Regions from separate parts of the Mus musculus genome. Here regions 2 and 3 are each linked to region 1. A link is a loop called in an ENCODE intact Hi-C map of the cell type or tissue named here. Cell type or tissue: left cerebral cortex. All regions are shown on one strand. Region 1 overlaps P2rx7 (purinergic receptor P2X, ligand-gated ion channel, 7). Region 2 holds the start of P2rx4 (purinergic receptor P2X, ligand-gated ion channel 4). Region 3 overlaps Camkk2 (calcium/calmodulin-dependent protein kinase kinase 2, beta).

Region 1 (8,000 bases):
AGCATTCTGAGACAGACGTCAGGGAGATCCAAGGAGGTCGGAAGAATGTAGACTCCTTGAGGCTGTGGTTAGAAAAAGAAGGAGAAGGAGAAGGAGAAGGAGAAGGAGAAGGAGAAGGAGAAGAAGAAGAAGAAGAAGAAGAAGAAGAAGAAGAAGAAGAAGAAGAAGAAGAAGAAGAAGAAGAAGAAGAAGAAGAAGAAGAAGAAGAAAGAAAGAAAGAAAGAAAGAAAGAAAGAAGAAGGAAGTCACTGGTGTCAGTCAGGGCATCTGCAGCAGGCCTGCTGGCCCCGGGAGGGAAGGGAGAGAGCACGGGTTGGCGAGGGAGGCTCTGGAGAAGCGGTGAGGTGGGGGTGGGAGCCAGACTGGAGTGGGTGGAGGAGTGAATGGAAGTGCGGAAATGGATGCGGTGACTCACTCTTTCAAAAGACTAGGCACCATAGGAGGAGTCAGGTCCTGCATTACGGCAGCAGAGAAGAATGGAGGGCGGGGGGTGGGGTGGGGGGGGAAGGTTTATTTTTAAGATGGGAATATTATATTTAAATGCAGAAGAGGAAAAGAGGGAGACAGATCAATGAAAAATCACCACCATCACCATGGTCATCTTCACGGGGACCAGCCAGCAACCATGGGGGGGGAGGGAGCTTGCCTGGTCCTCTTCCTTTGGTAATCACCCTTGACAGGTGACAGGTCCATCCTGCACTCTACTCCTTCAGAGGGCTCTCACAGTTGTGTCATCTGTCCTCATCTCCAGACTGATACCCAAGGTGCTGTCTGGAACCCTTCATCTCAGTCATGTCCATGTAGACGGAGCTGCCATGACCCTTGTGGTCAGGGGTGGAGGCACGTGCCTTTAATCTTAGCACTCGGGAGGCAGAGACAGGAGGATATCTGTGAGGCCAGCATGGTCTACAAAGCCAGTCCAGGACAGCCAAGGGTGCTATCACACAGGGGGCGAAGAGACTGACTTGTGAAAGGCAGTGTGCAACACTGTTGCTTTGCTGATGTTCACTGCATGAAACAATGTAGCCTTCTGTAGTCTGGCCCAAGGAACTGAGCCACAAATGTGTAAATGTGTATGCCGTTGACCTGGGAAGAAGATGCTCCTACAGATGCTGCCCGGCCCCATGAGTGAGGGTGTGAGTACAGGAAGCAAAGCCTGAAGCGAGGCCCCAGCTCTTTGAAGAGGGAGGTCTCTCTCAGAGCTTTTGCTTTAGAGTTATCTTTGCTCAGAACTCTGGGGTTCCTTTAAAAGAAATAGGCAGACTTTGCTTCGAGTCACTTCCTCCCCTGGTGGTGCTCTGAGAACCTTCTCACCATGCTGCCCGTGAGCCACTTATGCAGCCATAAATCCGGGAAAGTCCTTGAAATCCATAGCATATGGATCGGGACGCTGAAGAACACCTTCCTAGGGGCCATCTGCGTCTATATCTGGTGAGTCCAGACAGAGCCAGTCCCAGGGCTCCCTGGCCCAACCTCTTTCTCTACCTCCACTGCATCCCTGCTCCTCCAGGCTACCCCTACTTTGGCCAGGGTCTCTGGGTGACCCTAGCTTCTTCTGTGTCTGATCTCTTCTGCCTGCCAGGTTCTCCAGTTCCTCTAAATCTCGCCCATCCTACCAGGTTCAGCTAGATTCCAGCCCCTTGATACTGTGTTTGCTCCAGGGACTGGTGGCTTTGCATGCACCCGAAAGCACTGACCATCTGTTTCTTAGAGCTAAGAGTCACTGGGATTACAGACTAGAGAATTATCACACACACACACTCCCATTCATGGACTGAACCCATGGCCCAGAGAAGAGGCCTAGCTTCTCTTGAATCATTCCATGAAATCAAGAGTTGGTGACTGGGGCCTGGGCGTGGTGGCACACGCTTTTAATCCCAGCACTTGGGAGGCAGAGGCAGGTGGATTTCTGAGTTCGAGGCCAGCCTGGTCTACAGATACAGAGTGAGTTCCAGGACAGCCAGGGCTACACAGAGAAACCCTGGCTCGAAAAACAAAACAAAAAACAAAACAACAACAACAAAAAAGAGTTGGTGATTGAATTGAACATTAGACTACTCTTTTTAAAGGGCAAGACGCTGCAGTCTCTCTTTGCCTCGTCCCTCCTTTGATTCATTTCTGGAATATGTTAGTAGAATTTTCGTGTTCATTATGATACAAAGGTCTATTACATTTCCAAAGCCTTTACTAGTTCAAAAAAGTTGGATTCAATTGGAGATTATCATGTGTTGCATAATTCTAGAATGGGGATGATACATCAGACTGAGGTAGAGCACCAGTTGCTCTGGGATGAAGTTGCAAGGTATAGCTTGAAAGAAAATCCCAAGTATTTCTATGTGATTTGAGGCCAGGGTGAGACAGAGCACTCGTAATTGGATTTGTCTACATGTGTTCTATTGCACTCTGCATCAGACATGCTGAGTGGGTCCCAAATCTGGATTTCTAGCTCTAACATCTTTTTTTTTAAACTGTCTACATTTTGTGCGCAGTCACGTGCTCATGTGCCCTGGTGTCCATGTGGAAGTCAGGGAATAATGTTCAGAAGTCAGTTCTTGCCTTCGGTCATCGGGTGGGTCCTGGGGATTGAACCCGGATTGTCAATCTTGTCAGCAAGTGATTTTATGCATGGAAACCACCTCACTAGACCAATGTGTTCCTTCTTTAATCCCTCCTGCAGAAACACTAGAATATACTGTGGATAATGTGATATCAATGTGCTTCTGTGCGACTTAAGAAACAGAGTCTGATGATCCAGCTCTGCTCCCTGTAAACTTATCCTTTGCCCCATTTCACTGTTTTTCCTCCATGAGCATCATCCTGACTTAGATCTCTGTTCCTTTGTTTTGATATTTCTATAGGCATCTGCCTATGTGTGATATTCATCTCACCTATGGAGGTGAAATTCATATAGCATAAAACTGACCACCTAAAAGGGGGAGGAATGAAGGACTATTTTAATGTAAAAATGTCATTTAATGTCACCAGTGTCATTTAAGAGGTACACGATATCCTGTAATAATGCCTTTGTCTACCAATGTATTTCTGTCATCTTAAAAGGAAGTAATATACCCATTAACGGCCCCTCTCCATTTCTCCTCTCCTGGCAACTATCCATTTTCCTTCTGTATAGATTTATTGATTCTGTGCATTTCTTATAAATGGAGGGTGTGGTGGCACATGCCTTTAATCCCAGCACTCAAGAGGCAGAGCTAGGAGGGGCTTTGTGAATTTGAAGGGTGTCCCGGTGTGGACCAGGAGGGCACCAGTATAGACAGGTCCTGTCTCCCTATCTGAGAGAGAGAGAGAGAGAGAGAGAGAGAATGTAATCCCCTGAAACAAGAGCAAGCCAAGCCAGTGTGGCACTGAGTCTGGGACAGAGCCATTCAACTCACCCAGAGCAGATCTCTGAGTTGAGATTGCCATCTAAAGTAGGTAGTGATAATGGGAGAGGCAGGTACAGCTGGTAGCCCCAGTTTGTAGCAGGGAGAGTCCCAAGGAAGCAGAAGCAGACTGTCACCAGCAGCAGCTCCAGTGACACCCCTTCCCCCAAGAATCTACCGCCCAAACTGCTGTCCTCTGTTGTGAGGAAGCCACTGAAGTTTTTTCCTCTGTCCTCAGCTTTGCTTTGGTGAGCGATAAGCTGTACCAGCGGAAAGAGCCTGTTATCAGCTCCGTGCACACCAAGGTCAAAGGCATAGCAGAGGTGACGGAGAATGTCACAGAGGGTGGGGTGACGAAGTTAGGACACAGCATCTTTGACACTGCAGACTACACCTTCCCTTTGCAGGTGAGTGCCGTGGAATTCCAGGTCACGTTTCTGTCCCCATCCCCATCCTTAGGGGTCTAGGGTCTCATTAAAAAATAAAAATAAAAAAAGAGAGTTTGGGACTAAGAATATGTAGCTCAACTGGTAGAATGCTTGGCTAGTAAGCATGAAACCCTGCAGCCCCAGGAGATCAAGGCTGGAGAATCAGCTGTTCAAGGTCACCCTCAGATGCACAGTGAGTTTGAGGTCAGCCTGGAATACATAAGACCTTGTCTCAAAAGAAAAGAGACACTGGCCCTATTTAAAACCTGTGAGAAAAAAAAAATCCCAACTGAGAAAACCTAAAAATGGCAAAACTGGGTCACATCCAGCTGCATCAAAGAAGATGCGTCTTTGCTTTATCCAGTCCTACCGGGCTGCTCAAAATAGCACCGCGCGTCCTGGCGCGTTCCAAACACGATCTCATTCACTCACACTAGGACGCACAGGGCTTTAGGAGTAGGGTCACTGCCTGGCAAGCTCAGCCCGGGTTCAGAAGGGCAGAGGGCTTGTCCTCTATGAGGTTTGTGTGTTCTGTTATTGAAAAAGGTCGCCAGGAGATGATTCTCAAGTCTTTCAAAAGAAAGGATGTGGTGACGAAGAAAGAGAAGGGGTAGACCACGGAGAAGTGTATGGTTAGCTGAGTTTGCAAAGCCGAGAAAATGAAAGCGGTTACCAAAAAAGGAGAAATAAAAGAGGGGCCGAGGAGTTAGGAACAGATGGTGGGGAAGGAACAAAATGGCCCATTCGCCACCCTGGGGAGGTAGGGCACTTGGCAAAAGCATCAGGCCCAAGCTGCTATTTGTTTCCAGCTAGAAACCACAAAAGCCACTGATTGCCCAGGTAGTGGGAAGCCCTGTGGCCTTCCATTAAGCCTTGAGAAATCTGAACAGCCTGCCCAGGGTGCAGCCCACACCCCACCTCCGCATCCCTGGCTCTCCAGAGTCTCGATTTAATGGGATTTTTACTGTGTCAGAAAATGAAACAGCTGCTTTTGAGGCTGGCTCAGAAAATGACTGCTCCCCCTCCTTTGAAATCTCCTCTGCTCCCCCTTGCCCAGTGGGAACAGTTCCTGCGGCTTTGATATTAAGCCCTCAGCAGAGTCCTTGCGCTGCCCACGGCTGGTTTCAAAAGGCTTCCAAGAGTACAAAGGCTCGCCCCCCTAGCACTTAGCAAAACACATTATGACAGCTTAAGGAGTTCTGCTCCCTAAGGCCTGGCCTTTGTCCCTCCATTTCTCTCTGCAGGGGAACTCATTCTTTGTCATGACAAACTATGTCAAGTCAGAAGGCCAAGTGCAGACGCTGTGTCCTGAGGTAAGCAGGGGACCCACTCTGATAGGACGCAGGGCTGAGATGCATTCTGGGAACCAAGAAGTTTTTGTCTGCCCACACCCTGGTCTCGGGCTGCAGCCCAGGGGCCAGTGTAAACACCTACTCTTTCCTTTGCCGGCGCTCTGTGCAACAGCTCACAACAGTTCTGATTCCTGGCATGTGTGTGATCTAGTTCACATCTCACTGAAGCCTCACAAATTCAGGAGGATAACTGGAAGGCCCTATTTTATACCAGAGACTACTTAAGGCATAGCCTCACGGTACACCGTGAGCCCTCAGAAAACATGCTGCTGTTGGAACCAAGAGGATCACCCACAGCAGATGAAACCCAAGGCCTCCACAAGGCAGCCAGCCTGAGGGCACCACATGACTCTGGGGAGGGGAATTTAGTCTACACTACATTCTGGCCTGGACCATTCCACCTGCATGAGTGTCTCCTCTCATTTGTCCATACTCTTATCTCTGGTCCACTCAGTAAACGCATCCACGCCCTAATGTGCATCCGAACATACACAGTGTGGTCTAGCTATTCAAACTCCTGTGGACCTGAAGGGCTTCACACAGCTGGGGTTGTTGTCGCAGTTCTGTGGTGGACTGAGCCCTGCTGGGTGGGTTTTCTGTTGTTTTGGCTTCTTTCTCACAGAGCTGCCATTAGGCTCCTTTGGAGGCTCAAAAGTGCAGGGCTCCTCTTCCCTTCCAGGGACTCTATTAAAGAGTTTTTCTCTCCTCAGGATCTTTCCAACCTCCAGGAGAGTAACCAGACTTCCAAACCACTGCTCAGGAATCCCAGAGCCAAGAAGGAAGAAGGCTTAAGCCTGGAGCTGGCCTAAAGTTCTGCTGCCTCCTGGTAGTTCTGTGATCGCAGAGAGGCCCAGCTCAAAAGGGAGGCAGATACTTGGTCTGTCAGCCAGGAGAATGGTCAAAAAGCTCCCCAATCCATGCAACAATCACAAAATTAATGTTAGAGTTTCTTTTAGAGATTAAAAAACAAAACAAAAAACCAAAGAAAACAAAACAAACCCAGAATTGGTTTATTTCCTGGGAGATCCTTCTAACTGATAAATGAAAATCACAATAGCCCAAGAGCATTAGTACATAATAACTCATTCATTCACTCATTCATTCATTCATTCTATAATTTTCAAGACCTATAATGAACCCAGCAGGTAGTTAGGCTACAAAGATGTGACTTAGGATTTGCAGGCAAAAAGATTCATAGTTGCACCTAGGGGTTACTTAGAGAAGAACCCCGGGGCCTGGTGGGTCACAGAAAGGAAGCAATCCAGGCAGTAAAGAGAAAATGAGTCTGAAAACTGTGTGAGCTATCCCCTGAGCAAGGACTACATGCTAAACCCATTCCCAAACCCACTCCACCCTCACATGGGCCATGCCAGACAAAGCAAGTCACCCTCCTTTAACAGAGGGGTCAAGGCTTAAAGGATGTGAAATGACTCAGCCAAGGTAGCATGACCCACATAGAAACCTGATCTCACATGACCCAGGAGTACCTGGACTCAAGACCTAGAACCTTGGCCTGGATCTTAGACACAAATGCCCAGATGACAATGGGCAGAGGCTATTGTGCACCGGTATTTGCTCTGTCTTTCCCGAGACTGCTGTTAGACCGGCTGCATGAAGCCAAACATGCAGAAAGTAAAATGCTCTCTTCCCTCTCCCTTTATTCTGCCCTGGAGCCCCCAGACATAGCTGACCCATTTTTCTTCAGCCAGGAGCGTGCTGGCGCGTGCTGGCTGAGTCCTTTCCTTCCCACATTGCCCCCTGCATCGTGGTACCTGTCTGCTCACTTGGTTCTGTGGTGGCAAGGCCACTATAACCCTCAACTTCGCCACCTGCTCTCCACCCCAGAGACCATCCCGGAAAAGACCTCTTGGCTGCCTTGACATCTGCTGTTTACATTTTGATTTATTCTTGTTTTTAATTGAGATAGAGTCATATACTCTAAAACCCATGACTTCCAAGTATACATCATGCAAACCATCGCCTAAGTCTAGAAATTTTCTATCACCCCCTCCCCAAGGAAACTTTGACTCCCCAAAACAAACTATCCCCATTAGCGATCAATCTCTTCCACCCTCCCAAAAGCCATGGACAGCCATCAATCTGCTCTCTGACTCTGTGGATTTGCCTATTCACGTGCACAGGACATTTCCCATCTAGAGAACCACACAAAACGTGGCCTCTTGTGGCTCGCTCCTTTTGTCCCACACCATGGTTTGAAGGCAGTCCATAATGTAGCATGTGTCAGGGCCTGGCTGAATAAGACACCACATATGGGGGCCTGGGACGATGGATCAGTCTAATCTGCTTACTATCAAGTGTGAGGATCTGGGTTTGATCCCCAGCATCCACATAAAGAGCAGGGTACAGCTGTGCACACTTGTAATCCTAGTGTTGGGGAGACAGACTGGTGGAGCACTGGGGCTTGGTGGCTGGCCAGCCCAGCCAAATAGGTAAGCTACAGTCTCAATGGGAGACCCTGTCTCAAATATATATATGGAAGAGTGATAGAAAAAGACAGCTGATGCTGACCTCTGGCCTACACTGAGAATGCATAAGCGCGTGCACACACACACACACACACACACACACACTCCACATATGAATGTACCATCTTTTCTTGTCTCCTCTCACACTAACGGATTCGGTCTGTGTTCCCTTTCTGGCCACTGTGAGTAGTGTTGCAATGAACTGTGGAATCTTGATGGCTCACGGGTCAGTATTTACTCTCCGTTACTTCCTGCAGTATCCCAGGCGCGGTGCACAGTGCTCTTCTGACCGGCGTTGTAAAAAGGGGTGGATGGACCCACAGAGCAAAGGTACTTTGCTATGGCTTTCCCTGG
Region 2 (8,000 bases), 55 kb after region 1:
TAATTTTCTATAAGATAGGAGCGGGCGTTCGGCTTCTTTTGCGAGTGGCTATACTCTGGCTCTAGAGTCATCTATTGAAGCCTGCTCTTTCTTCCTTGGATTGTGTTGCCACCCTTACTGAAAAACTCTTACTAAAAATCCCCAAGTTGCTCAATACCAACCACACTCAGTCAAGCACATGACAGCAAAAGCAACTGAACCCGATTAAAATCTGAGATGTGGGGGCTGAAGAACTGGCTCAGTGGTTAAGATGACATGCTAGTCCTGCAGAGGACCAAAGTTCAGTCCAAGCACTCAGGTCAGGTGACCCACAACAACGCTCCAGCTCCAAGGGATCTGATGTCTTTTCTGGCCTCAGTATGAGCATGTACAACCCCCCCCCAATAAAAAGCCGGAGATGTGGTTTGGTAATAGCCTATCACTCTTCCAGAGAATCCAAGTTTTGGTTTCCAGCACCCACATCTGTAGGCATAATATTTTTTGTTTACTGTGTAAAGATTATTCTTGTAATATTCAAATGTCGATCTCTTTGCTCTTATATCTGTTACATGGCAAGCAGGGTACTGTAATGCTTATTCAAAGACATGCTGTCGCAAATTTGTGCAAACATTGCTCCCCATTTATTCTATTTGTCAATAAAAGCTCTATTAACCAATAACTGACTAGAGGAGAGAATAGGGCGGGACTTCTGCCAGTGGCGGTGGGGGCTGGGGGGTGAGGGGAGAAGGAAAGAAATATTCACCAAGTAGAGAGGGTCCAGGAGATACCATGAGAACAGACTGGAGCAGAGAGAGCCAGACTGATATTAAACTGCAAGTTTCTAGGCGGTTTTGGCTGGTTGACAGCCAGATTACCTTAGAGAATTAGAATAGATTAAGAGCTGCTTAGATCTTATACTGTAAAGCCTATTAAATAAATCTAATAGTTTCAGTCTCATTTATTTGAAAGCTAGCTGGGATAGAGAAAAAAAACTGTAAGACTTATAAAACTACTCATGACACACATCAAGTAGCTCACAACTGCCCACAACTCCAGTTCCACGAGATCCGGTGTCCTCTTGCACATATGCATGACACACGTCACATGCACACAAGTACCCATAATTAAAAATAAATCCTTTAAAGATGAATACATTTAAAAAAAATCAAGCCAGGCATGGTGGCGCACGCCTTTGATCCCAGCACTCTGGAGGCAGAGGCAGGCGGATTTCTGAGTTCGAGGCCAGCCTGGTCTACAGAGTGAGTTCCAGGACAGCCAGGGCTACACAGAGAAACCCTGTCTTGGGAAAAAAAAATCAAATAGGTATTACAAAATAAGAAGCAGTCAGGGCTGGAGATGTCACGCCAGAGCCTTTGTCCTGCGTGTGAGAAACTCAGGATGATGACCCAGTAAGACATAGAGAGTAGTGGTCAAGAAGAATTAAGGAAATATCACATGGCTTATATTTATTCTTTTGTCTCAGAATTTTCTCAAACAATGTACTAGGAGGGGGGCACGCACACGCTGGAGGACAATCGTGGGAGTTTGTTCTCTTTTTTTCCACCACTTATGTTCTAGGGATTAAACTCAGGTTGTCAAATTTGGCAGCATCTATCCTACTCACTGACTATAGACGGAAACAAGGTCTCACTCTATAGTTAGAACTAGGTATATAAACCAGGCTGGCTTTGAACTTGTGCCAATCCTCCCAGCTCTGCTTTCGGACTGCTGGGATAACAGGCATGTGCCACCACACCAGGCTGGCATGTTTTCCCACTAGGCCTTAGATTAAAACTCAAAATCATTCAAATCCCGTGATGAGTCGCTGGTAACAGGGCACTATGACTTGTGTATGAAGAGTTCTTCCCAAACCTTCATGTGTTGAAGGCTTCTTCCCTACGTGGGAGATAATGCTGAGAGGGGACTGGATGCTGAGAGACCTTAACATTGGGAGCTATGACATAACGGCAAATCTTATCTTAGCATTGGGAGGCGGTACAAAGGAGGTGAAGCCAGCTGGAATAACTAATTCCCTGGGACCTGGTGGTGGAAAGACACACCTTGTCCCCATGCCTTTCTGTAAGGTCCACCATGCTCTCTCAGATCCATGGAGCCAAGTGACCAGAAGCTGAAGCTAACTCAGATGAAATAAAAGATGCATGGAGCAGAAAATGAAAAGAACCGCGAGGAGTCTGATTAGAACCTCAAGCCTTGTGTATATTACCTGCTATATTTATACTGCACAGGGCTGAGATGCTCTCACTATGCTTGCTGGACAGTACCTGGTATAAGGGTACTTGGATGTATCTGTTACACTTAATATAAAACGCCTATTAAAAAAACTTCGGAAGGGAATGGATATATGTGACCTTAACAATGGTGTCTCCCCACGGGCTTGAATTTTTCCAATTCTCCCTAAGCTTGCGGTAAGCCATTCTCAATAGCAAGATGGCTACAGGGACCCCCCCCCACCCCCCAGGTGCTGGCTGTTGCCTCCTCTCAGGTGCAACTACGACAGTTATCTGACTAGGGGTAGGGACATGGATCGGCTTCAGGCCTAAGAGGGGTATATGGTGGCATTTGTGGCTGACTTCTGCAGACATCCTAGTACACCAGGTACTTATTCACCCACCCTATAGTTTCATAAAGCAGCACAGCGGGGCTCCCTCCACTACATCCAGATCAAGTTTGCCTCCTTCAGTCAGGGGACTGACTCTTCAGCACTCGGGTCCTCTAGGAATGTAACTCCTATCCAAGTTCCCCTGGCGCACGGCTCGTTATCCTATATCTGAACCGCAGAGCTGTCCTTTGCAACAGAACTCAACTGTCTGCCTTTCAATCCTAGGCCTGAGGGCGTCATTATCCTTGTCCCTCCGGGAGCTGACCTTGCTCCCTGCTCCAGAGGTAATTCGTCCCTTAGTGCTATACCACTCTTGCTTTTTAGATCGTCCCTTTGAGAGGGTCACGAGTTGGGGCGTCACCCTGGGGTGGCAGAGGGGGAGGAGACGCGCTCCTCAGGTCGCGCGCCGCCTATTTCCGGGCCGAGCTGCTGGGCGGGGCTGCTGCCCGGACCCGGTGGTGGTGGTGGCAGCGACAAGGCGACCCGCGGTGGCCACGACGCGGAGCAGCGGGCGGCGGAGCCATGGCAGGCTGCTGCTCCGTGCTCCGGGCTTTCCTGTTCGAGTACGACACGCCGCGCATCGTGCTCATCCGCAGCCGTAAAGTGGGGCTCATGAACCGCGTGGTGCAGCTGCTCATCCTGGCTTACGTCATTGGGTGAGCGGGCCTGGGGAGGGGCCGCGGCTGGGGGCAACCCAGACTGTCGGGACCTGGCAGCGCCCCCTTGCTCGCTCTCTGGGTCTGGGGCAATAGCTGAGCCGGCCAAGCCCCTCCTCCCCGAGTTCAAGGGGCGGCGACACGCCCTCGCCGGGCTCTAGCCAAGCCACCTGGAACCAGCTTGAACAGGACACTGGGGACTACTGGACGTCCTGGGAGCTAAGCCTCGTCTTAGCTAGACTGTCACCCCATCTTTCTCGCATCCTTCCCTCCCGACTTGCTTCATGCTGCGCCTTGGCTTGGTGGAGGGGCAGGGCAGGGAAGGCTTAACTCTGTGCGTCACGGACTTCTCTTCGGTTCCTTTTCAAACTCGGACAGAAACCAAGGCTTGTGGTTTTCATTCGGTACTTTCTGGGTCTGTGGTTTCTGTTACCTTAAGAAGCTTCTGATAACCCAGTACCCTTGAGATGTCACACTTCCCAAAAGTGTCCCAAGGTCACTTCCTTTGTTTTGTTGGATTGGTTGGGAATATGAGTACCCGCCTGATTTTGATTCTAAACTCTGCTCTTCATTACTGTTTATATATACCCTCCCATCACTAGGCGTTATGAAACGTTTAATTTTAATTGGATGCACCTGTAAGGCTGTAATACACCCCAGGAGAGATGGTGAACCTTACCTTGCCTCCTGGGCCCAATTTCAAGGTATTCGAGTGTCAACAGCTGCTAGCGTGACAGGTGGATCTGTTTTCTTACTAAAGGGCCTAAAGCACGGGTCCCCAAACAACACATTGGAGTCACTTAGGAATCCACAAAAAACACAGATAGATTGCCAATTCACAAACTGACTCAGAGCTGTAAGACCTCTGTGCCTGACCACACTCACCTGAGAAAGCTTTGTGTGGCCTTAGGTATATGAAATAGGTACACAGGTGGCTGGAGAGATGGCCCAGAGAGATGGTTAAGAATGCCTAAGATACAGCCTTTAATCCTAGCACTGGTGAGAGACAGGTAGGCAGATATCTATGAGTTCAAAGCCAGCCTGGTCTACATAGTTTCAGGACAACCAGAATTATTACAGTGTCCCAACTAAATAATAAATCAACAGGTCTCCTGCTTTGGTGTTAGGTCTGGAATCTGTTCAGACCGCCTAAGGGCATTCAAAAGAATGCAGAGGAGTTTCCGCTCACAAGGTTGTAGCTTCCACCATATGGAAGCGGTAGACACTAGATAAGACTCGCTGAAGCTGGAGGAGGCAGTAATCAGTATGTCTGCAATCCCAGTATTCATGGGGCTGAGGCAGAAGAATGCTCGCCTGAGCTATGTGAGCCCCTGTCTCCAAAAAACGTCCTCTTTAGCATGAGGCCTTGGAGTCATTCAGTCACCAGTACCTGAAAAACCCCTGGCCAGTATCTATTTTTTTTTTAAGATTTTTTTTTATTTTTATGTATATGAATACACTGTAGCTGTTCAGATGGTTGTGAGCCTTCATGTGGTTGTGGAGAATTGTATATAGGACCTCTGCTCGCTCCGGTCAACCCACTCCCTCAGTCTCTGACTGCTCCAGCCCAAAGATTTATTTATTATTTTTATTAAGTACCTGTAGCTGTCTTCAGACACACCAGAAGAGGGCGTCAGATCTCATTACAGGGGGTTGTGAGCCACCATGTGGTTGCTGGGATTTGAACTCAGTACCTTCGGAAGAGCAGTCAGTGCTCTTAATCGCTGAGCCATCTCTCCAGCCTGAGAGGCCAGTATCTAAATGCAGATTAGATTAAGTCTCTGGAGTGAATAATTCCAGTGCTCGGGATGGGCTCTCCAGTACTGAGCCCTGCTGCTAGCTCACTAAATAACTTGGATTGGAGTATCTGGAATCAGGGGCTCACCAGTAGCTTTGAGCTCTCGGCTTTTGTTTTCCTGGGATAATCTGTTCACCCATAAGATTCTGTGGCTGTTGTCATTGGAAGAGGGCCACATGCAGCCACTGAATGCTCAAGCTGTCTCAATTAAAATGCACTCAGACTAAAACAAAAACAACAAAAAAAACACACGAGGTTTTATATTTGATATAGTACACCAAAAAAGTAAAATTCCATATCAGTACTTTTTCCCCTGAGGTACCAAAGGCCTTCTGCATACCAGACAAGCTTTGTGCTATTGTTTGTTTAAATGTTGATTTTATTTTTGGGTATGTATCTGTGTATGAGTGCGGGAACATGCCACAGCACACAAGGATGCCAGGGGACACCTTTTAGAAGTCACTTCTCTCCTTCTATTGTGGGTTCCAGGGATGGAACTCGGGTTCTTAGACATATGTGGTGATCACTTTTACCCGCTGAAACCATCTCACCAGCAAGGAGGTTGTGGGGCTTGTGGGTAGGACAGGTTCATGTAGCCCAGGCTATCCTACTCAGTCTGTAACCAAGGATGACGAGACTGGACTCCCAATCCTGTCTCCACCTTCCAAGTGAGGGGATTACAGGTGTACACTACCAAGTCCAGTTCCAGTCTAATACTTTAGAAATTGATGATGTCTCAGGGTGGTGGTGGCACAAGTCTTTAATCCCAGTGCTCGGGAAGACAGAGGCAGGATCTCTGAGTTCCAGGACAGCCTGTTCTACAGAGTGAGTTTTGGGACAGTTGGGGCTACACAGAGAAATCCTGTCTCATCCCGTCCCCTATTCCACCCCCCCAATTTTTTTCCTATATTGGACCACATAAAATATGTCATTAGTTTTCCTGTTCCTTCTTTTTTTTTTTTTTTTTTAAAGACAAGATCTGTGATTATCTGGCCAGTAACTTCTGTAACCTAGGCTGGTCTTGAACTCAGAAATCTGCCTGCCTCTACCTCCCAAGTGCTGGGATTAAAGGCATGCGCCATCACTGCCCGGCCAAGTGCCGGGCTTTATAAGCACGCTTCATCACACCTGGCTTTTCTGTGTTAACTTCCTGATTTCATTACTCTTGGTGAAAGTGCAATCTCTTTGTGCGTGAGGGAATTCTGCGGAAAGACTTGCCCAGAATTCCCAGGGATCTTACTCATGTGATGAGGAAATAAGCCCATGATGATGGTGTCATCTCTCATTCCTGGATTCAGCAACTCGGTGCACTGGGTCATAAAACCCACAGTCTTTCTGCCCTCACCTCTCCATCATTAGCGCCCTGCAGAAGAGGGCTCGGTGGGAGAGAAACCATCTTTAGGATGGGCAGAGGATCGGGGATGGCTTATATCAAACAAACCCAGGAGGAAGTAACCCAAGAGCCAGGCAGTGGTGGCACATACCTTTCATCCCAGCACAGAGTAGGTAGAGGCAGGTGGATCTCTGAGTTCAAGGCTAGCTTGGTCTACAGAGTAGGTTCCAGGACAGCCAGAGCCACAAAGGGAAACCCTGTCGAAAAGAAAGAAAGAAAGAAAGGAAGGAAGAAAGAAAGAAAGAAAGAAAGAAAGAAAGAAAGAAAGAAAGAAAGAAAGGAAGGAAGAAAGAGGGGTGGAGAGATGGCTAAGCAGTTAAGAGCACTGACTGCTCTTCCAGAGGTCCTGAGTTCAATTCCCAGCAACCACATGGTGGCTCACAACCATCTGCAATGTCATCTGAAGCCTTCTTCTAGTGTGTCTGAAGACAAGACAACTACAGTGTACTCATATACAATATAAAATAAACAAGTAAATCTTTTTTAAAAAAAAGAAAGAAAGAAAGAAAAGAAAAAATAGAAAAGGTAAAAACAATACCTATTTCTGAAGTCTTTTGAGGGTGTATCTGAAACAACATAGACTGGTGTTCTGTAGCAATGTGACATCAGCTCTTGGCAGTGTTTAGATTGCTCTGCACTGATTAAGTAAGGTATTACCCTTGCCTTATTAACTTATCTCACTGCAATCCTGTGAAGTCCTGTTATCCTTCTCAGTGTAAAGGCAGGACAAGCTGAGACGCAGAGCAGTTAAGTGACCCAGTGACCCCAGCACTCACACAGGAACCTTCAGGTTTGTAGTTAATCAGGCCAGCAGCAATGCCCTTACTTCAGAAGGAAGGAGCAGAAGAAGATGACCTGAATAGAATTCCTAGGAAAAAGGAACACAGGACTGTAAAAGTTTCCCGAGGGGGTGAGGAGAGCTCAGACAGTGAAGTCCTCAAAGCACAAGCTGGAGGACCAGAGTTGGACCCCCAGAACAAGGTGCTGGATCACACACCTGTAATCCCAGCCCTGGGGAGGCAGACACAGGTCCCTGGGGCTCGATGGCTAATCTAATCATCCAGCCCCAGTAAGATCCTGTCTCAGAAAAACAAGGTGGAAGCCAGCCATGGGGGTGGCACATGTCCTTAATCCCAGCACTCAGGAGGCAGAAGCAGGTGGATTTTAGGGAGTTCAAGACCAGACTGATTTACATAGGAAATTCCAGGCCATCCAGAGCTACGTGATAAAACTGCTCAGTGGGTTAGAGCACCGGACTGCTCTTCCGAAGGTCCAGAGTTCAAATCCCAGCAACCACATGGTGGCTCACATCCATCCGTAACGAGATCTGACTCCCTCTTCTGGAGTGTCTGAAGACAGCTACAATGTACTTACATATAATAAATAAATAAATAAATCTTTAAAAAAAAACTGCCATATCAAAACCCAAGTGGATGTCTTTGGAGCAAGAACACCTGAGGCTGCTCTCTGGTCTATATATGCAGTCACAAACACAAATTCCCAGTGCAGAACATGGTGCATGCTTGGGAGACTGAGGCAGGGGGGGTCATCTTA
Region 3 (8,000 bases), 120 kb after region 1:
CGCAGGCTTGGCCTTCAAGGTCTGAAGGAAGGAGGAGAAGAGAGTGCTCAGACCAGGCTAGGGCTGCCTGTGAAGGAAAGGCAGGCCCATCCAGGTCTAGGGAAGAGAGGCACAAAGACCAGGAGGGCGTGGACACATCCTGTCCCATCCCTACACTCTCAGCCAGGACTCTGAATCCTTTAGGGACCAGAGACCCCACAAGAATCTAATGAAGCTACCAATACTTTCTCTAGCAAGAAAAATAAACTTAAAAGACAAGAGTTTGGCATCAAAGACTGTACTGAGACTGCTTGGAGTCTCAGGCACCAGGCATGGAGAAACTCTGCGTGGTTGTGTAATCCCCCCGGGACGAGCCCGCTACCAGGAAGGGCAGGGATCGGAACACAGGACTGAAAAGGGCATTCCTACAAGCTGCTGGGGTTTGACAAAATGCCAGCAGCCCTGCCTGGGCCTGGCAGTTAGTTCCCCATGAATCACAAGCACTGCCCCACCCGGAAGCCCCCCTCTCCTCCCTCCCTCCCTCCCTCACCTCCAGGGCACCCAACGGAGTCACCAGACCCTTCCTGGAGCAGATGGAGCCAGTCCCCAGCCGGGATGAGAGGAATGCTCCTTCCTCTGCCAGGAAGCCAAAGTGGCACAGGCCTCCAGGAAACGCTTGGCCAAAAGGCCTCCAGGAAACGCTTGGCCATCTCCATTTCCTGGGGGCCATTTCCAACCAGCAACTGCTGCCTGCCAAATGCTATGCCGAGTTGAGCCTAAGTTGAGCTGAGCCACTACGGGAGCTGTAGTATAACAAGTTAGTACGTGGGCCTCCAAATCAGAGACACACCTTTCTCGGGGTCCATCAGGGTCCTCAGAGCCCCTCCTTCTGGCACTCCAAGACAAAAAAAAAAAAAAAAAAAAAAAAAAAAAAAAAGGTGGGGGCGTGCAAATCAGCTCTACAGATCCTGCCAAGGCCAGGAACGATACCACGCTGGAGTCGGGTAAACAGCCACATCCTCTCTCACCTGGGGAAACTGAGGCCCAAGGCCCTAGAGGAAACTCATTTCACTCATTTGTTCTTTTAACAAGCCGTTAGGTAGAAAGATCAATCCATCAATCAACTGGGCTTATCAAGCCTGCAAGAGGCCCTGGGTCGCCAGCATGGTGTAAATCAGGCACAGGGGTGCTCACCTATAATACTACGGAGGTGCAGGCATAGGAGACGTTGTTTAAGGTCTCAGGGCTCATCCTCAGCTACACAGCAAATAGAAGGCCAGCCAGGGCTACACAGTGAGAGCGTGTGAAGATCAAAACAAATAAACAAACAAACAAACAAACTCAATGGGTCAAAGGAAAACTCCGAGCCATTATAGAGGAGCTACATGTGATTTCTGTATCAAGGGACCAACAATCCATGAACCATTTAAAAGGAGTGTGCCCATAACCACAAACGGGGACAGCCAGACTAATACACAAGAGAACAGGAGAGAGGCATTGGTGACACAGAAGGAAGCTGGGGACCCTGGGGCATAAAGGAAGTCTGTCCCGGTAAATATTTTCCCTTTCTAATTAAAATTAAAAAAAAACTTTTTGTGGGGTTGAGAGATGGCTCAACGGTTAAGAGCACTGACTGCTCTTCCGAAGGTCCTGAGTTCAAATCCCAGCAACCACATGGTGGCTCATAACCATCCATAACGAGATCTGGCGCCCACTTCTGGTGTCTGAAGACAGCTACAGTGTACTTACATATAATAAATAAATAAAATTTTTTTAAAAAAGGAAAAAAAAAACTTTTTGTTTTGAAGCAGTGCCTCACTATAAGGCCTAGGCTAGCTTTGTGATCCTCCTGCCTCAGCCTCCTGACTGTGAGGATTACAGGTATATACCACCACAGCTAGCCAACCAACCAACCAATCAAAAATAAACCAAGAAGGGGACGCAGGAGATGGTCCCCTCGGTACAATGCCTGTGGTGAATGCGCATGCAAGCAGGGAGACCCGGAGCTCCACAGAACCCTCGGAATAAAGCCCAGTGCAACTGCCGACTGCTAAGTGCAGGGCTCAGTGAGAGAGCTCGTTTCAAACTATCGCGGTGTTAGTCCCAGCACTTGGGAGGCAGAGGCAGGCAGATCTCTGAGTTCAAAGTCAGCCTGGTCTACAGAGTGAGTTCCAGGACAACCAGGGCTACACAGAGAAACCCTGTCTCAAATAAATAAACAAACAGATAAATTTTAGAAAAAAATTAAAGATTACTGACTTACCTAGAGTCATATGGTAGTTTCAAATATCACTAAAACAACTCAGAGTTTTGTTTTGTTTCACCTAGATGCCTGAAGTGGCTCTTGGGGCCTCTGCAAATGCTACAGCTGACAGTCCTGGTCTGTGTCTTCCAAGAAAAAAAACCTTAAAAGTTATGGACGGAGCCTCGCAAAGGTCCCAAACTGTCTCATGAGTAACGTACAGGCTGGGTTGAATCTAACAAGAGGCTCCTATCGGCCACATAGCTGCCATCCTTAGAACTCAGTCTATATGAGGGGAGACCAAAGGCAGCTGTCTCCACCTGTATCGGGAACAAATGCCCAGACGCAAGCCAGCAATGTGGCTCGACTGGCTGGAGAGAACGAGGTTCTGAATTCAGCCCTGAATTCTCAGGCCTAAAACTTTTTAGAACACAGCTGGCACCCAGCAGATGTAAGCTGGAGGTTGTACATTTCAGACACCCATCCCAAGGCCAGTCGGAAGGTGAGAAGTTGTCTTCAACTGACCTGGAGTCCGAATTCCTTTAGTCTTAGGACGGCAGCCCAGTTTACGCCTAGGAACATATCCTTCCCTGTGAGGCACCCCTATAGAGCAGACCCCACCACCATGCACAAAACTGCCCAACTGGACATCAACTCTTCTGGTCAGGTCATGGATTCAAGAGAACTTATGTATTGAACTCAGGCTAGTGGGTCTTACTGCCAGTTTTTTCAATGTTCAAAGGGGGCGGCGGGGAGAGTTCTTTCTGCTGAACTTAGTGCTGGGAGAACCCCGCCTTAGAATGATGCCCATCAAGGGAAGAAAATGGATGGAAAACCGCGCTGGCACCCTGATTCCTCCATGCCTGAAGCCCACATACCCTAGTGTTTTCAGCTCCCTGAGCCAAGACTGACCTACAAGTGACGAAGAACTGAGGGTCATAAAAGCTTTGGGCTCTCATGCAGGCCAAACTGCAAGGCAGCTGCCACTTCCCCGAGAACCCAGGCAGCCCTTACCTTGCTCCCTAGTAAGGAAACAACCCTTACAAAGTCAACCTTTCGTTTTGTTTACCATAAAGGGAAACAAACGAAACAAAAAAAAAGTGCCGGAGAACCAGTGAGCAGGCTAAACGGGAGAAACACCGCTCGCTGGGGAATCTCACCCTCTTGGAAACAGCTCTGACAGCTGCAGCTGCGGCAGCTGTGGGACTAACTCTCCCGGCCACATCATGCTAAGCCTGTATCAACTTCTTAGTTGTCATGGTAACCGCATTATTCTCTACTTCTCTAGTGAGGAGACTGAGGCAGAGGGTCTTGCCCATGATCACACAGCCAGGGAAGTCTTGGGTACGAACACACACTAAACCAAAGCATAGCAAAGACTTCCGAGGGTATGAGGTCTAACTCCTGGCTGGAGAGACAGTAGTTACAAGCATCTCCTGCTCTTGCAGGGGACCTGGGTTTAGGTCCCAGCACTTACAAAGCAGCTCACAACTGCCCATGTCCAGCGCCAGGACATCCAACATTCTCTTCTGGCTTCTGTGAGCCCTGGCGTACAGATGGTGTATATTCACACAAACATACACATAAATTAAGAAAATAAAAAGTCCTTGACTGACTTTAACTTACACTAAAAACAAAAACAAAACCAAAAAAAAATTTTTTTTAATCTTTTTGAGATACGGTCTCTATAACCCTAGCTGTCCTAGAACCTGATCTGTAGACCAGGCTGGCCTCAAACTCAGAGATCCCTAGGGATCTATCTATGTGCCTGCCTCTGCGTCCTAAGCGCTGGAACTAAACGTGGGCACCGCCATGACGGGCCTCGAATGGGGGGGAGGGGGGGGGCAGAAATGTGGTTTTATTATTTGTTTTTCACATCCAAAGTGATATGCTGTCAGAGCTGTCCACTGCTTCAGCAACAGATATAGGGGGCGGAGGGGCCTGCAGGTGGAGATGCTAAAAACCAGAGTAGGTGAGAGAAAGCAGGCAGCGGGGCTTGCGGCTGGGCAAGGACTAGAGCCAGATGTCCAGATTCTTACCGCCCAGGGCCGGAGCCCCTGAGTGACCAAGGAGTTTCTGAGTCACTGCTGGCCACTTTCAGAGATATGAGAGGTCACGGATCGTTAAAATATCAGGACAACCCTGTCTGCAGTCAGGGCTCCGAAGACCTTGAGGATACAGAAAGGGCGGCCACGTGGGTGAGCGGGGCGCGTGTTTCAGGGGGGCGGAACATGAGGTGAGAAGTAGCCGGCTTCCTTCCTAGCGCTTTTCCCATGACTCCCTCCCAGACTTCCACTGAACCAAAGGCAGAGGCAGAGAAACAAACGGAATTTTAGTCTGTAATGGGAACAGAGAGAGAGGGCGGGGGCGGGGGTGGAGAGAGACAGAGAGAGATACAGAGACACAGAGAGGAAGAGAGATCCAATCCAGCAATACAGAGTCTGGCCAATCAGAGACAAGGGGCCTTATCTTGCCCTCCCACACGGCTCTCCCTCCCTCATCCTGCTTGGCTATAGAATGTTTAACCCGCCTCCTTCCTTCTCCAGCCTCAAGTACACCGCCCCCTAAGCAGGGACACACCAGGAAACCGGGTCTACAGGGCCACCTGTCCCCCACACCTGGACCCAGAATGGGGATCAAGGTCTGAAATAAACCGAAAGGCTCACTCTCTCTCTCTGCCAGAGTCTTTGACAGCAATGCTCCTGCCGTTCAACAGCACAGGGGAGCTAGGTAGGCAGAGAGGCACACGAATCCCAGGGAGAGGGAGGCAGAGGCAGGACGATCTTTTCAGTTCACGGCCAGTCTAGGTCACAAAGCAGGATCCTGCCTCGAACAAAAACGAGCCAGGGAATGGGATCTCTGGCTCATCCTCCTGTCTAACCGCCGACTCCCCGTTAAGGGTTCCCTTAACAGAAGCACTTGGGCATCACCACCCACCTCGGCCTTCCCTCAATTCAGGGCAGAGGGCAGATGCCTCGGTCTCCCCTCCTCGCCCCCACTTCCTGCGGGGATCATCGGTCCTCCCTCCTTTCCAGGTTGGAATTAGCATTTTTTTTTTATCTCCGTAACTGCCATCTCTCAACTATTTACAGCCGCCGGGATAAAAGGAGGCAACACAGAAATAGTCCCTCCGCAGCTTTCAGGGTGGGGTGGGGTGGGTGTGGGGGCACGGCAGAAGCTCCAGTTTTCTCCCTCTCCCTTTCCAAACCGGGGGGGGGGGAGAGTCTAGAATGCGGCTCATCTGTTGCACAGGCCTCCCCCAGCAGCTCAGAGACTCCCAGAGGGAGGGGGCCCCAGTTCCCATGAGCTCCCCACAGTACAGTGTCTGTTCCCAGACCCCCCAAACAGGGGGTTGGATGCTACAGAGCCAGACTGAGTTCCTGCCACACCCAGGGCCTCCTTCCTGCCTTGTGAAGTACAAATTAACCCAAACGGACAAAGCAAAACCAAACTTTGGCATTTTTCTCTGCGCTTAAAAGGTTTTATAACTGAAAAAAAAAAAAAGGAAGAAGAAAAGAAGAAGAAGAAGAAGAAGAAGAAGAAGAAGAAGAAGAAGAAGAAGAAGAAGAAGAAGAAGAAGAAGAAGAAAGTCAGCTAGGCACAGTGGTGTCTGCATGAGACCCTGGCTCCCAGAGGAGAGAAAGAAAGAGAAGCCCATATACCAAAACAACACAAATGTCTGTCATGATAAATAAGTCAGGTGTAGTCTGCTCGCAGCGTGGAATATTACGCAGCCATAAAAAAGGAAGTATAGAAGATGATTCTGAGGCACAAAAGACCACCTATTATATAAGATGCAACTCACAGGAAACATCCACAGTGCACAAATCCCAGAGAAAGCTGATGTGTGGGTGCCTGCCAAAGGGTGGAGGGAGGGATGCTGGGAACAAGGAGTGATAGTTTATTAGGTAAAGAATTTCCTTCTAATAGGAATGCTCTGAAACCAGACAGCTGGAACAGACATATGACACTGAGTGTCCTAAATGCCACCTGGGGAGGGACTTCACCTTGATTTTGTTTTGTTTTGTTTTTAAAAAGAACCAGAGAATGGAGTTTGGTGGCAGAGGGCTTGCTAGCAAAGTGCACCAGGCAAGCGCTCTATCAACTGAGCCACATCTCCAGTCTGAGACATCTTGGAGAATCAGAGAAAGAGAAACCTCTAACTCCCTCAGCTTCTGAGGAACAAGGTTAGATGTGCTCAGATCAGAGAGAGCAAGCACTGCAGCCTGAGAGCCACCTTGGGACTCTCTTGCCCACGAGTCCAAGGACTCAAACTCAGAGGAGCAACTTGACACAGCGCATGTACAGATTCCCAGGATAGCGGAAAGAAAGCAGCCCTAGCCACTGTCCACAGCCAATCACAAAGTCCCTCTACCCAGTCCCTCAACTTTTCAGCCCATCTCAGAAGCCTTGGCATAACTGACACCTCCTCCAGGGAGCCGCTGGGATTTACTCCCATCAGAACAGATTTCTCCAGAAATAGCACCCCATGGCGTGCTCTCTCTCTCTCTCTCTCTCTCTCTCTCTCTCTCTCTCTCTCTCCCTCTCTCCCTCTCTCCCTCTCTCCCTCTCTCCCAGCACTTGAGGCTCACAGCATTTCTCAGCATCTCCCTCCTGGCATTTGAGGTAGGGACATTCTTATAGGACATTTGGCATTCCCTAGCTCCTGCCCACTAAACACCAAGAGTGCTTAGTCTCATTTTGACAAGCCAAAAGTCACCTCCCACGTGTTTCCAAATGCTCACCAGGAGGGGTGGGACCGTCCTCTAAGAAATACTGCATAGTTATTAGCCCACCAGCAACTGCAGGGAAAGCCAAGCCTGAGTCCTGCTGGGACAGCAGCACCTCTGTCTGTGTCCTCCTACACAGCCTAGCAAACAGGCCTGGGCTACCTACCCCCAGAAAGGCAAGGGAAGCCTGGCAATGTCTGTGTGATCCTGGCTAAGTTAACTAACCTCTCTGAGCCATTCAATACTAGGCACTTTAATCTCCTATTCTCAACTACGGTGACCAAAAACTCCCCACCACAAAGGATTTGGGTTAGCATCAAATGAGATGACCCAGGCAAGATAAAGTTATTTGCCACACATCAAGAACTCAATGAATGTTAATGAGGGGGTGGGAGTGTAAGCTCACTAGTTAAAGGTGGGCTTAGCCTGCTGCTGGCACTGGGTTCTATTCCTGGCATAAATGAAAAATGTAATTACGGTTATCCAAGGTAGGGGCTCATCATATGACGGGGTTTTCTTTTGTTTTTGTGTTTTGTTTTGTTTTGTGGTTTTTCGAGACAGGCTTTCTCTGTGTAGCCCTGGCTGTCCTGGAACTCACTTTGTAGACCAGGGTGGCCTCGAACTCAGAAATGCACCTGCCTCTGCCTCCCGAGTGCTGGGATTAAAAGTGTATGCCACCATGGCCCGGCATATGACATTTTTGATGAAGTGTACAGCAGTAGAGTGTACAAGGAGGGGGATCGGGCAAACTGAAGCTGCTTCTGTACACTGATAGCACGATCTATTCTGAAACCGCAGTTTCTGTGGGTTTGGGAACAGCGGCAGCCCCTGCCACTTCCAAAGAACAAAGGAGCTGTGGGGAGGCAGAGCAATCCTCCTCTAGGTCCTGTGGGGGCAGAGTCAGGAGGAGGAGTAAAAGACATCATTAATGCCCCAGGGCACCTGAAGTTTCTACTCCAGGACTGGGGGAACATCACAGAGGAGGTTGAGGAAGGTAAAAGTTGCATCTAGGGTAATGAATGCGGAGCATGACCCACCCACCCCCAGAT

The links. A loop is a pair of places that touch in the nucleus more often than their neighbours do. Peaks named below come from ENCODE experiments on the same cell type or tissue, not always from the same donor. Only the 100,000 strongest peaks of a DNase experiment are listed, where the experiment ranks them.
Region 2: a loop joins it to region 1, with 3.0 times the contacts of the local background. A loop is called at or near these places in 6 of 42 quality-filtered maps.
Region 3: a loop joins it to region 1, with 5 times the contacts of the local background. A loop is called at or near these places in 2 of 42 quality-filtered maps.

What each region holds. Positions count from the first base shown.
Region 1 is chr5:122,649,109-122,657,108 of GRCm38, forward strand. P2rx7 (purinergic receptor P2X, ligand-gated ion channel, 7) reads left to right here. Exons shown (of 13, transcript NM_011027.4): 2 at 3,619-3,787; 3 at 5,053-5,121; 4 at 7,904-7,976. Among named protein-coding and RNA genes, the nearest start is that of P2rx7, 9.2 kb to the left of the region's middle. In left cerebral cortex, no CTCF peak of the experiment used is centred here; DNase peaks (open chromatin) are centred at 392, 1,282, 3,496, 4,165 and 2 more places; H3K27ac peaks cover 4,717 bases.
Region 2 is chr5:122,704,533-122,712,532 of GRCm38, forward strand. P2rx4 (purinergic receptor P2X, ligand-gated ion channel 4) reads left to right here and starts at 3,012. Exons shown (of 12, transcript NM_011026.3): 1 at 3,012-3,255. The coding sequence starts at 3,122. In left cerebral cortex, CTCF peaks have their summits at 3,098, 3,301 and 4,868 (motif pointing right); DNase peaks (open chromatin) are centred at 1,652 and 3,170; H3K4me3 peaks cover 1,555 bases; H3K27ac peaks cover 2,005 bases.
Region 3 is chr5:122,770,524-122,778,523 of GRCm38, forward strand. All of the region lies in intron 1 of Camkk2 (calcium/calmodulin-dependent protein kinase kinase 2, beta), which reads right to left. Among named protein-coding and RNA genes, the nearest start is that of Camkk2, 4.9 kb to the right of the region's middle. In left cerebral cortex, a CTCF peak has its summit at 1,744 (motif pointing left); DNase peaks (open chromatin) are centred at 461, 4,657, 5,242, 6,983 and 1 more place; H3K4me3 peaks cover 1,502 bases; H3K27ac peaks cover 3,041 bases.